2 separate regions of the Mus musculus genome follow, and region 2 is linked to region 1. A link is a loop called in an ENCODE intact Hi-C map of the cell type or tissue named here. Cell type or tissue: heart. All regions are shown on one strand. Each heading gives the region's core, and the rest is flanking DNA. Links, peaks and the distances in the headings are about the cores only. Region 1 holds the start of Ahcyl1 (S-adenosylhomocysteine hydrolase-like 1). Region 2 has its middle 13 kb from the start of Eps8l3.

Evidence for each region. Hi-C counts contacts between places; a loop is a spot of excess contacts. Peaks named below come from ENCODE experiments on the same cell type or tissue, not always from the same donor. Only the 100,000 strongest peaks of a DNase experiment are listed, where the experiment ranks them.
Region 2: it touches region 1 in a loop (7-fold over the local background); 41 of 42 quality-filtered maps call a loop at or near these places.

What each region holds. Positions count from the first base shown.
Region 1 is chr3:107,692,819-107,699,607 of GRCm38, reverse strand. It overlaps Ahcyl1 (S-adenosylhomocysteine hydrolase-like 1), which reads left to right and starts at 3,048. Exons shown (of 17, transcript NM_145542.4): 1 at 3,048-3,450. The coding sequence starts at 3,331. Gm40121 (a long non-coding RNA gene) reads right to left here and starts at 3,383. Exons shown (of 3, transcript XR_003954675.1): 1 at 2,879-3,383. In heart, for the core only: a CTCF peak has its summit at 2,859 (motif pointing left); a DNase peak (open chromatin) is centred at 2,987; H3K4me3 peaks cover 1,977 bases; H3K27ac peaks cover 1,897 bases.
Region 2 is chr3:107,860,854-107,867,642 of GRCm38, reverse strand. No RefSeq gene overlaps it. Among named protein-coding and RNA genes, the nearest start is that of Eps8l3, 13 kb to the left of the region's middle. In heart, for the core only: a CTCF peak has its summit at 3,510 (motif pointing right); DNase peaks (open chromatin) are centred at 3,118 and 3,612; H3K27me3 peaks cover 170 bases.

The DNA of each region.
Region 1 (6,789 bases), core at 1,908-4,407:
TTAATTTTGGGGTAGACTAAGTATATTTGACTAATCATAACAATCCCATGTGAGACACTGCAACACTATTACACTTTTAGTCATGTGATCTTCTCATTCACCTTTGTCCTTCCACCACTCCTTTCTCGGGCAGGATTCTCTTTGATCTCCAGACCTTTGGAAAACTTTCTACCACCACATACAACAAGTAGCATTACCCTTAGATCCCTCCTCTTCACAAACACTGGCCCAGGGATGGGTCTCTAGTCTGGATGCCTTTGTGGTGTCCTGAGGAATTAGCTTGCTTGCTGGTAGAGGTAGTGTCAGGTGAGGGAACAGGCAAAAACAAGCCATTTCTTGGCATCCAGAAGTGGCAGTTTCCAGTTGAACCACGTGAGGCTGTCTTGGGATTGGGCATGAGGTAGGCAGCATACAGTGTTTCTCATGGATGGTATGCTGTCACACTCCCTGGCTGGGTAAGCACTTTGATTTCCAGCCTCTACCTGGGGAGCATGGTGGCCACCAGGGCCTTCTACAGTGGCTGTTTTTCAACAATGCTATGACCTTGGACTGGTTCCTATTGCCTCTCTAGTATCACAGGGGTGCCTTTTCCACCTTTAGATTAAGCATCCTTGTCCATCTCCTGCAAGAGCAAACCACCAGCCTCCTGTCCAATAAGGCACACTGGTAAGTGGAGTCACTTGCTGGTCTCCATCTCGACCTAAGCCACTCAATAAAGTTGTATTCCCTCTAGGTCTGGTCCTGTGGACAATCCTCTGTCTCCTGACTCTGAAGGAGTATGAGAGATGTACTCTTCAATCTCCAGGAAGCTCACAGCGAAGCTAAAATGCCCAGAGAAAGTACAAAGCACCTGAAGAAAAACTGCTTTAAAAAAGTCAAATCCAAAATATAGATACACTAGAGCTTGTTAAAAATAATTTGTCTCAAGACACATATATTTTTTTTTAATTCAGGAGACTTAGAGTTTCTTAGCTGATTTCTAAAGACTCAGGTGAATTGAATCTATGGGGCTCCAATAACAGTGTGGACAAAATAAAAAAGATGAAAGCTCCCGAGTGGGCCAGTTGTGGTTGCAGGCCCCAGCTCTAAGGAGAGAGTGGCCGCCTGGCCCTGTGTGGATGTGCTTACTACTCTGGTTTCATCTCTCTGCCCTCTGTGGCCATAGAATTCCCAAGGAGAGAAGTCTGACTGCTCTGAACAGTGAGCACATGAGAGAACACTAACATTTTAAGACATAGCAATCCTTCTAGGTACTTCAACAGCCCTCTTCAAACATCCACAGGCTTCTTATAGGAAGAATTCAGTGGGTCCAGAAATAACTATTTCACACCTTCCCCAACCTTGAGCACAAATCAGTATTGGGGTAGGGCTGGTGTCTTTTAAGACCACCTTTTTTCTTGATAAAGTTGAGTCTTTAAAACCTGGTAAGGTCAGGAATGGTGGCACAGGATAAGAGATCAAAGCCAGCCTGGGTTACATAGTGAGACCCTCTCACAAACAACCCAGAACCCAGTGAGGTGCTGGATATAAAAGAATGAGCTTAGAGAGGATTTAGTGGAAAGGCTCTCAGGAGGACTTATTCTCAGCATAGTGGGGAAGAATCTGGCTTCTCAGAGTCCACCCAAGAGAGAAGAGTGAAGCAAAGGAATGAAAAAGGAGCCACAGGAAACAGCTAGATGCGGAGTATACTAGAGAGCTTTGAGGGAGATTGTGGTCATTGAGAAATCCCAATGGTGAGATAGATGGCTGAAATCTCTTTTTGGAACATTTCAGAAATGTAATTGTAGACTGTTTGCTATGTGATGTAACCTCTCCCCTTTGACCAACAAACCTTCATTAAAAGTTCTGCTACATGTTATAGCCTCATTTTTTGTGGTTTAGGAGTAAGAGTTGGAAAGAGAAAGGGGCTGATGTGACTACAAGAGCTAAAGAAACAGTTGTAAGACTGGAATAGTGAGTAATGTTTCAGATGAGGCAGCAAACTAGAGCCAGAGATGACCATGAAAACCTAAGTCCCCTCAGTAATTCACAGAAATCCTGGGGACAACATTGTACTTTCCACAGGACATAGGAATTGGAGCCAATGTCATTTGAATGACTCTCAAAGGATAAGATACCGCAGTTGACCCCAGCTTACGAATAGGCTTTCCCTTCCCAAATGGATGGGTTCTTGGAAAACATAAATATGCCACATGCACCTCTACCATCCCAGGGCCTTTATACGGGGGCTGTACACAGTAGAATCCAGAAACTGTGCGAGTCCAAACTGAACGTTCTGCACTACACTCACTGAGAGTGGAGCTGGCAGGGAGAGCCTACTGCCTAGAGAGCATGGAGCAGGAGAACCCATTTGGCTGGGACTTTTTCTCAATCTGCCCTGTTCTCTGCCCTCTGACCAACCCATCAACCTTATCTTAATGACCTCTTCACATCAGCACTGCAGCCTGAAGGTCTTGTAAACAGACAAGGCCCAGGAGGAGATGGTGATGGAGGTCATAAAGGGTTGTGTAGAAACCAGACTGCTCTCAGCTTGTTCTGCACCCCTGTGAAGTAAAAAAGCAAACACTGTCCCCTGGAAATGGACTTCTGGCCCAAAGGGCCCAGGGTGTGGGCCGGGAGTAGGCTGTCTCTAACACTGAATTTTCCCAAAAAGGGCCGGGTAAAATGTGTCCGGTGGGACTCTGGTTTATGCTCCCAAGCATCGCTCTTGATATGCCATCTTCCCGATCCCCGATGCTCTGCCACCTCCCCATGCTGAGGTTTCCTGGGGAGTTGGTAGTCCAAAGACCCTTAGTCTTGTGGCATCTTTATAGGAGTCACACTCGGCTCAATAGGGCTGATGGCACCACCTGGCGGCAGACAAGGTTCAACTACTCACCCTGGGACGTTCATCACCGAGGCGCAGGAAAGGAGGGGCGATTCCTGCGGCCCGGCCCAGCATGTTGACGTCACCAGAGCGCGCCATTTGTCCCCGCCTCTTTCCGCCCCCCTCTCCTTGGGGCTGCCAGTACTTGACGTGGCGTCTCCGCCCTCTACCCTTACTTTGCGTGCGTGCTTGCGTGTGGCGGAGGTGGCTGCGCGGGCAGGTCGGAGCTGCGTGCTGTTGCTTCTGGTTCTGTGGCCGCCGTCGCTGTCCGGCAGGCTCCGGTCTCGGAGCCGACGAGGCGCGCGCGCGCGGGTCCCAGCCCTTCGGAAGCCCAAGCAGCTCGGCGCGGGGCCTGGCGGGAAGGCGGGCGAGCGCGTGGCCGAGGGCGCCGCGCGGACGGGCGGGCGCCCGTGAGGGAAAGAGGCGGGGGCGGCGGGTTAGCCGCGGGCCGGGCCGGCCGGGGGATGTCGATGCCTGACGCGATGCCGCTGCCCGGTGTCGGGGAGGAGCTGAAACAGGCCAAGGAGATCGAGGACGCCGAGAAGTACTCCTTCATGGCCACGGTCACCAAGGCTCCCAAGAAGGTGCGGGGCTCTGGGTGGCGGCGAGGGCCCTCGAGGAAGGGGCGCGAGCAAGCCCCGGGCCCGGACTCGGGTAGTTCGGGACTTAGGGCTAGGGTTTGGGGTGCTCAGGACCATTGACACGATGTAGTGGGTGGCCGGTGAGCGGCGATGGGCCTAGCTGGAGCCAAAGAGGCCGCTCTGACCTCGCTTTTCTTTGTCCCTCGGCCGGAGTCCTCCTGGATCTTACTGAAGCCCGACAGGGCCAGGCCTTAAATTCGCGACTGACTTTTCCTGGATGGAGGGCCTTGAAGACGAGATTGGGAGGGGGTGAGCGACTCAGCTGACCCCTGTGACCTGTCCAGGGGATGAGGTTGTGCAGGAAATTTCCCCTCAGGTGAGTGGGGGAAATCAGGCAGCTCTTTTTCAAAGCATCTTCTTGGGGGAGAATTGGCCGTTCGACCAACAACTGCGTGATCGCTTAGAGGCAAGAGGAAAGAATCGTATGAACTGGTTTATGCAGCTGACGGTTCTAAAAGCAACAAGAGATGGAAAGGCAAAATGGTAATCGCCGTGCAGTCTTCCACCTGCTAGGAAGTATGTGAGAAAGGAAAATTTAGAGGTTGGTGACAGTAGACACTGTCATGGATGCAGGTTGATCGCAGTCATGTGAATAGATCACTTAGACATCCCTCCAGAAAGGAGCTTGGGTGGGTTGGGGAGGTGGGTGGGAAGAAATGATTGCTCATTCTTTACTGCACTTACAAGTTCAGCCTATTGTGCTGGGGGTTGAGCTCAAAGGACATCCTTCTATGGCTCTTGGAAAAGGTGATCTATGGAGGGCTGAGTCTAACTAGCTCTCTCAGTGGTAGGGTCGGGGTCTCCAGTGCTTTCTGTCGAACCTTTGCTGACCCTTCCTCTAACCTGGTACCCAATTAGCAGTGGAACAAGGAGGTGACCTTTCTGAAATAGTTTCCTCTTGTATAAAGTCTCTTCACAATCAATCCTGCCTACAGTATTTGTAGGGTTCAAGGATGATATAGATTCAGCTGAGCAAGGTTTGCAGAGCAGTTAATCCCCAAGGCTCCTGTACTGGAACTAGTTAAGCTGCTCTCAGTGCCTGAGAGGGCTTTATTTATTTTCCTCCAGGAAACTAATTGACTGGTCTTGGGGAAAAAAAAAAAAGTCATTGCTGTGTGCTTTAGCTCTGTTTTCTCACAAAATTGAGAATGTCACCAATAACACCTTTGAAAGGTTTATAGAAGGTCCCTCCATCCTAAGGGATCCAGTTGACCTCATTTTTAGTGCTCTCATTCCCCAACTGCTTTGTTAGAGAAGTGACCTTTTGCAATCTGCACTATTTGAATACAAAGTTAGAGTTCTTACAAGCAAAATGCATACGTGCAGTACCTCAGATGAGTTAAGTGGAGAATTGGAAACACTGATAGACTAACCCCCTGACTCTTATCTCTTGTCATAAGCCCACCTTCTTTTGTCTAGGTACTCCAGAGAGTCTTAGTCATTTTTATTGTTCCTTATTTTTTTCTTTCAGTGTAACTATATTCTTGCAAGTCAATATTGATAAGCCAAAATCTGTATTATACATTGTAAACTCCTGGAGGCCAGGACTCTTGGTTACCATTGTATCTATGGAGCCTAGTTATGGAGCCTAGTTTTGTCCCTTGAATGTAGTACTCAATTATTAATTGGCAATCTGGCTAACCAGTAACTGAGATGCTGAATGCCAACAGCAGTAAATATCCCTTTTCCTCTGTCTGAAAGGAATATCACAAATGAGTATTATTGTGAAGCCAAGTGCTAATGACTTTAGAGACTCATATTCCATTAACTAAAATAAGCAAGTCCTGCCAGGCGTGTGGGAAGACCCTGTTGTAAATTTCCATTTGCTAATGTATGTGTCCTCATGTTATTCATCTTGTTCTTTGAGCTTTATTGTGTGGTATGTACGTTGTACTTGTATTAAGATGTATTATGATGACTAATTACCTTCCCTTAATGATGATGATAAGAAGCATTTACTTAGTTAATGGACCAGTTAAGGACTAGTCAAGGTCATGTAGTAAATTCTGGGTACTCTGGTTTTGGTTTTTTATTCCCTCTCAGGATTTCAGTTCCTCGATATTCTGACTTAGGTCACTGTTGAGCCTCTTCCATGTGGTGATAATGTGATGAAGTATAGAAAAGGTGAGGGTGCAGGTGGCATGGTACTGAATAGTGTGAGGAAAAGGTCTCTTTAAAATGATGTAGTCCGTCATCCCAAAGGATCCCAGCTCGACTGTAGACCAGGTAATCTTTGGATCATTCCCATTACTGAGCTCTCGCTGGAATTGAGGGCATTCCTGGGGCCATAGGTGACTTTAAAGCTTCTCCATCAAGTCAGCTTCTAGTATGCTTGTCTTGCCAGTTTTTAATTATTGTTTGCTTTGTTTGAGGTACAGTATATTATATGCCCATTCAAGCAAAAGCATATCTTATTCTCTAACTAAAATGATAGCCAGTTTTATATTGGATGTCTACTCCAGTACTATATATTACAGGGCTTGTTGGTTTGATTTAAGACTTGAATATTTGGCAGTCAGAAAGCCAACTATTAATTGGTATCCCCCTAAGTGAATAACTCTTGTGCCTCAGTTTCTGCATTTGCCTAATAAATGTCTGTTGTTTGGAACAGGTGATGCCAGAGATATTTGGAACTTAAGATAGTAACAGTAATTTTTTAAAGTATATTTTACTCCCTCCTTAAAATATTTTCATATATTAATTTATGGAGGGAGGACATGTGTGCACAGAGGAGTCAGTATAATTTCCATGAGTCTAATCCGATCAAACTCAGGTTGTCAGGCTTGGCAGCAAATGTCTTTACCTGCTGCTGAGCATCTTGCTGGCCCTGTCCCCTCTTTTCAGTGAGCATTTGTTGTGACTTGTAGAGAGTCATAAATGCCAACTACTGAGAAGATAAAACTTAAGAAATAATGGGAAAGTATTGTTAACTTTGAAGGCTAAGATAATTAGTGATACAGATTATCATAAGCAACTCTGTAAAACATCCTAACATCCAGAAGAACATGAAAAGAACCATAGTCTTGTCTCTTAGTAGACATGAGAAATAATGGAAGACATTTTTTCCTGACCTAGAATTATAAAGGCAGTTTTCATGGGTCCATATTGATTGCTGTGGTATATCCTAACCCCACCCCCACCCCCCGGTTTTTTTGAGACAGGGTTTCTCTGTGTAGCCCTAGCTGTCCTGGAACTCACTCTGTAGACCAGGCTGGTCTCCAACTTAGAAATCCACCTGCCTCTGCCTCCCAAGTGCTGGGATCAAAGGCGTGCGCCACCACT
Region 2 (6,789 bases), core at 2,136-4,635, 170 kb before region 1:
ATCAGTTTTTACTAAATGTGGCCATCTGGGCTCGAAAGCACCTTAGGGCGAGCACTGCTCTTCTCTTTCTGACTCCCTACAGCACTCTCTCAGATAGGGTGCTCACAGATAGCAAAGGTGGGCCCCTTTGAACTCTCAGAGCCTGTGTCCTCGTCTACAAAATGCTGACAGGCACAGCTACTATTTACAGAATATGTGACCTGTGGCCTAGCTAGGCTCTGTATTTAAACTTGTCACACACCTACACAGCGCTGGTCCTTTAAGGTACTTTAGACCCCAGGCAAGCCCTAACGCATAGAACCTTGGTTATTTGCAGAGATGTGCGAGCTCCCTCTGCTGGCTAGTAGGTGAATTGTAGCGAAGGAAGGCGAGGTGAAGGTAGAACCACTGGCTGTCAGCAGGAGGTGCCAGCTCACCCTGTTAATAGTACAGACGAGGAAACTAAGACCAAGGCCAGCCACCTCACTGAACGGCCTCTTTCAAGACTGCCTGTGTGGATCTGGGGTTTAGGAGCTCCCATATGCAGAGAGGGGAGCCATGCGGTTCAGTTTGAGCCTTCCCAAGCCCCATGCAGAGCCCATCCTACCCATCCCCTCTGGCACTGCCAGGTAGAGCTGCAGGAACCAGTAGCGTGGGGCACAGGTACAGGGAGGCTGCTAAGCTGTCCCTTCCTCCTGCTAGCAAGCTGGACTTTGAGGGAAGATCTGAGGGCTTTGTGGGGTCAGCAATGCTGGACTGTGGAGTCTGTCTGGAGAACATCACTCCTTGGAAGCAGACACTAGAGAGCTGGTGTCTCTCAGCCTATGTGCTGTTCAGGTACGGGTAGGAACTGCATCATCTTCTAAGGCCTGCTGGGATATGCTCCTGTGACTGGTAATGACACTGTTGTGTCTAGGACCAAGAGGACTTCAGAGGGGAATGCTATCAGGCTCAGAAGATTCTGGAAACTTTGTAAATTCCCCCTGTGTATCACTCATGGCAGCTACTCTTTCCTGAATATCCCTCGGCTTGGAGCTGTGATGTATTTGATAGACATTGTATTTTATTGTCAATGCCTGCTATAAGTATATAGGAGGTATATTAGGTGTATATCTCGAATCTGAGTCTTGAAGAATTAAAACAGCCATTCTCAACCCCCCCCCCCCCCGCGCCCTTGGAGGTCAAAGGACCCCTTCACAGGGGTCGCCTAAGACCACTGGAAACTAGGCACTTACATTACGATTCATAACTATAGCAAACTTGAGGAGGGGGGGGGGGCACCAGGGAGTGCGATGAAACTAAGTGTTCAAGGAGATAAACAGATTAAAGAAAAGCTGATGCAAATGTAATAAAGGGAGCGGTGACGCCAGGGAAAGACTCCACCCAGCTTAAGCTTCCAGCTTGGGAAAAGAAATTTTAAAAAAATTTAGGGCCAGGTGTTGTGGCACACACCTTTAATCCCAGCACTTGGGAGGGGGCAGGGGGGTCTGGAGAGAGTGTTCCAGGACAGCCAAGCTCAGTGAGTGAAGGAAACCACCCAAATCAGGAAGCTGATGGAAATATATTTGAACAAGGAGGCCATGTTCCAGTCCCAGCAAGCAGCAGAACTTGGCAGCTTCAGCCACATGGTTCTGGACTCTCCCTCCGAGACTGAGCCACTGAGTTCAGATGTGTACCAGGGATGTCCCTGCATGGAGACCCAGAGAAGCCTCTGCGTAAAGCTATGATGGTGAAGCCTGGATACCTTGGAGACGCCAAGATGTTGGAGATGCCAGAGTTGTGGATACCTGCCAAGGAGAGCTGCTAACAGGGAGTGGAACCAGCCCAAGCCAGAGAAGTGTGTTGCAGTCAACAAAGCTGAAAGGGTTTGGAGATCTGAAGAGCGAGCGCTTTGACATTAGACATGGAGATGCAGAGTTTAGAGTTTACCCAGCTGCTTTCCGTCTTGTTTTGGTCCAGGGTCTCCTCACTGTGCCCTCTTCCCTCCCCTTGGGAGTCGTAATGTGTATTCTGTGTACTGTACTTAATCTGCTCTAGCTTTGCCTTTATAGGAGATTACAGTTAAGAGATTGTCATGAGACTCAGAAGAGACTTTGGACTTTTAAACAGTATCGACTCTGTTCTAGACTGTGGCACCTGAGTGCATTTTTGCATTCTGATAGGGCTACTAGCCTTTGGGAGGTCGGGGAGTGCCCCTATATAGGTGTGGCCCTGTTGGAGAAAGCTTGTCACTAGGGGTGGGCTTTGAGCTTCCAAATGCTCAAGCCCGGCCTAGTCTCTCCCCTCCTCCCCCCTCCCTCCCTCCACTTCTCTCTGTGTGTATGTGTCTGTATTTCTCTGTGTTTCTGACTCTATCTGTGTGTGTGTGCATCTGTGTTGCTCTGTGTCTCTGTGTGCCTCTTTTTCTCTCTGTCTCTCTGTCTCTGTCTCTCTCCTCTCTGTGTCTGTATCTCTCTGTTTCTGACTCTGTATGTGTGTATCTGTCTGTCTCTGTTGCTCTATGTCTCTGTGTGCCTTTCTTTCTCTCTGTCTCTCTCTGTCTCTGTGTCTCTGTCTCTCTTTCGGCTGTTTGCAGATCTGGATATAGAACTTTCAGCTCCTCTCTAACACCATGTCTGCCTACATGCCACCATGCTTCCTGACACAATGACAGTGAACTAAACCTCTGAACTGTAACTTAGTCCCAATTAAATGCTTTTTTTTATAAGAGTTGCCATGGTCACAGAGTCTCTCCACAGCACCAGAACTTTGACTAAGAGATCTGCTTTAAAAATATTTTTTAAAGCTGGGCAGTGGTGGCACACGCCTTTAGTCCCAGCACTGGGGGTGGGGGGGCAGAAGCAGGTGGCTCTTTGTCAGTTCAAGGCTAGCCTGATCTACAGAGCTAGTTCCAGGACAGCCAGAGCTACACAAAGAAACCTTGTCTCAAATGCATATAGAGAGAAGGTGAGAAGGCTACATGCCTGAGGATTTACCCCTGACTCTCCTTGACAGCCAGTAACTATTGCAAGGTCAAGAGGTCTGGGAATGATCAGAAACCTGCCTGACAGTCATGCCACCTCTTTTGGAAGGACTCTACCAGGCTGCACAATGAAGCCACTCAGGGGCCAGTGGGGGTGGAGCTAGAAATGGAAAAAGCTGGAATATGCTTTCCTTTCACGACTAGACTAGGTCCTACAGGAACATGCTCAAACCCTGAGCCTGTGTGTACACCCTCCAGTGCAACTGGCTTTCAGTATAGCTGAGAAGAGGCAAAACTTGAACCAGTCCTCACCATGGAGGACCATGGAGGACACTGTTAGTGGAGATCTAGCTCATACAGCCTAGGGTCAAATTTCATGGATCAGCATGTGAAGGAGGAGTGATTGCTTGGAAAGGGACATTGGACCTAGGTCCAATTTATCCAGGCCAGAGAGTTTAAACTCCATCCAAAAGGTCAAAATGAGAGCTGTAAGACAAAGTGCTGGGGCTGGGTGGGTTAACTTACAGAAAGCAGCTTCCATCATCAGAGAAAGGGTAGTTCCCAGGAGTGGCCAGCAGAGGGCAGCTCAAACTCACATTTCCTTATCCCCAACTGTGTTCAACACACATCTAATGTCCTATGAGAGGCCTGGCTCGTTTGAGAGTGAAGAAAAGGACCAGTTGGCAAAGGAAACAGGCCAGCTGTGCACAGCTGGAGAAGAGAGACACTGGCCATTTATGGCCAGCTGAAGTGAGATCAGGTGATATACCACACATAGCCTGCTTCCTTCCCAGCTGTGCCTTTGGTATCCTTAGCCACTCTTTCTCAGTAAGGGACCCTCAGAATCCCATCGGGGTCTGAGTTTAGCTTCTGGGGACTGACTGCCAGTCTCTTTGGAATTAAACCAAACAGAAGAATTCATGTAGCAGAGGAGAAAGAAATGCAGGGCCATTGATCTTTCCTTCCCTAAGAAGGCCGAGGGACTTGTCAGGACGAGGGGAAGGTGTTCTATCTATCCTGTGGGCATTTCACAGGTGCTTAGCCAGCCAGTTCTGTGTTAGAGGCAGAAAGGCAGAATGCTAGGTAAGTATTCAACCAACACAACTCCTGCCCAGACCCTTCGGTCCACAGACTGGGCAGCTTTTGACCCTGCTGATAAGGGCGGAAGGTGATGCTGACCTCCTCTGGGCAGGGAGGTAGAGGTTTTACAGAGGATCTGACATAGGAGGGAAGCCTTGGAATGTGAACAGCGTTTTACCAGCTGAAGAACAACCCTGACAGGACCCGCATGAGCAGAGGCACCAGGCTGACTCTGCCTGCAGAGAACACTGACCATCGAGTCAGTGAATAGGGTTAGAGGTGCTTTTAAATAACCTTTGGGCCGCTGGCCAATATGAGTTCTCCTTCTCAGACCACCTTGTGTTATCACCACCTCCACTTCACAGATGACCAGTCCGAGGGTCAGAGAAGTAAAGTGTCCTAGTCAGGAACCCAGGAGCCTAGCAAGGAGCTGACTGATGTCCCTGTTCTGGCTCACGTGACCCCCATGGCACTTCTACCAGTCTGAAGTCAGGGGTATATGGGATGCGCACGGAGAACAAAAATGGAGGTCTTTCTGTCCTGAGGGGGGTCTCCATTTTGGGCTTCTCCCTCTCTGCTGGAGCCATAAGATCTTCTGGCTAGAAGCGCATCCTCTCACAGCCACCCATACACATATTTCTCTTTTCACTTTCCTTTACCTTTACAGAGGATTTCTTGTGAATTGTGCTCTCACGGGCCAGAGTTTGGGTCCCCCTACTCCACCCCAGGCTCTGTCAGTAGAGGGATGTCCTCCATCAGATTGGCCTTGTAGGCAAGTTCTGGGGCGTTTTGTTAATTCATGTTTAATATGTGGGAGGGAGGTTCCATCCCACTATGGGCAATGGCATCTCCTAGGCAGGTGGTCCTAAGCTACATAAAAAGCAAGCTGAGCAAGCCATGAGCCACAGAGAACAAGCCAGTAATCAGTTCTCCTCCAGAAGTTCCTGCCTCTGTGGTTGCTTGAGTTCCTGTTCTGACTTCCTCTGCTGATGGATTCTAATCTGTAAGCCCAAATAAACAAAACCTTTCCTTTCCAAGTTGCTTTAGATCAAAGCCTTCATCACAGCAAAAGAAAGCAAACTAACACAGCCTCCTTCCCCAGGAGCTGTGTCTGCCTGTTTGTTGTTTGTCGGTCCATCTGTCCACCTGCCTTTCTGTCTATCTAGAATGGAGGTGCTGAGAGGACACAGCCCTGAATGACCTCTTGTCTAGGCTTGTTCTTCTGGGGCTTCCCACCCCTCAGAACACCTTCTGGCCCCTCAATTGTGAGCCTAGCCCTTACATGCTAAACCATCTCTCCATCTGCCCCTTCTGGGGTTTGATGTAGCGTGCGCGCATGCACACACACACACACACACACACATCATTCAGGATTCCCACCTTGGTCTGTTCAGGCTGTTAACAGGGAAGATTTGTTTCTCTAGATTTTGGAAACTGAGAAGTCAGCAATCAAGGCATCAGCAAAATTCCTGTCTGGTGAGGCCTGCTCTCTGGGTCACACAGGTGCCTCCTGCTGTGTGCGCACAGGGCAGAAGGTACTCTGTTGTTCCTTGGAGTCTCTTATAATGAGCATGGTCACCTCACAAAACCTCACTTCCTGATGCCACTGCCTTCAGGATTGAAGTTTTATGATGTACATTTTAGGATAGTGAAAATAATCAAGCCAGAGCATTTTGTCCCCCCACTAAACTCCTAAATTTATGTCATTCTCATGTACAAAATACATTCATTTCTCTCTTTTTTTAAAGATCTATTTTATGTACATGAGTATTGTAGCTGTACAGCTGGTTGTGAACCTTCATATGGTTGTTGGAAATTTAATTTTAGATTTCTGCTCGCCCTGGTTGGCCCCACTTGCTCAGTCCCTGCTGGCTCCGGCCCAAAGATTTATTTAGTATTATAAATAAGTACACTGTAGCTGTCTTCAGACACACCACAAGAGGGCATCAGATCTCATTACGGATAGTTGTGAACCACCATGTGGTTTCTGGGATTTGAACTCAGGACCTTCGGAAGAGCAGTCAGTGCTCTTAACCACTGAGCCATCTCGCCAGCCCCATTCATTTCATCCTAATAGCCTGGAATATCTTAAGTAATGCCTGTAGCAACTTTAAAGTCTAAGTCCCAAACTTTGTCCAAGCAGATATGAGATTCTGGTATAATCATCTGCAGAGAGAGAGAGAGAGAGAGAGAGAGAGAGAGAGAGAGAGAGAGAGAGAGAGAGAGAGAGAGAGAGAGAGAATATAAAAATAGAATTATCTTCTGTGACCTGACTGTCCATAAACGCATCGGTCATTACTGCTCTGGGTGCCCTTCCTTCAAACTGGGCAGTGCCTATGCTGTGCTCCTAATGAGCTGTAGCTGCAGAGTTGTGGCTCTCCTAGGCTGGAGTTGCATCTTGACAGCTCATTGGTCTGAGATCTTGAGTGTTGCCCCCAACCCCATGGCTCCAGTAGACACTGCCCTGGTGAACAAAAATTATTGCAATCATGGTAAATAATGTAACAGCAAAGAAGCATATGTAAAACTTAAGAGCATTCCACTCTGCCTTTATCCTGCCTACTCCTCCCCATGCCTCAAGAATTGTATATTCTAACATACATCTCTACATAAACAGTTGTGTGTGTTTATGTGTGGGTGTATATATATATATATATATATATATATATATATATATATATATATACCCGTTCTTTGTAATGACTTTGAAGTCTACTGTGGAGAAATGAATGAACCAGTTGGATTTTTTTTTGTTTGCTTGCTTTGAT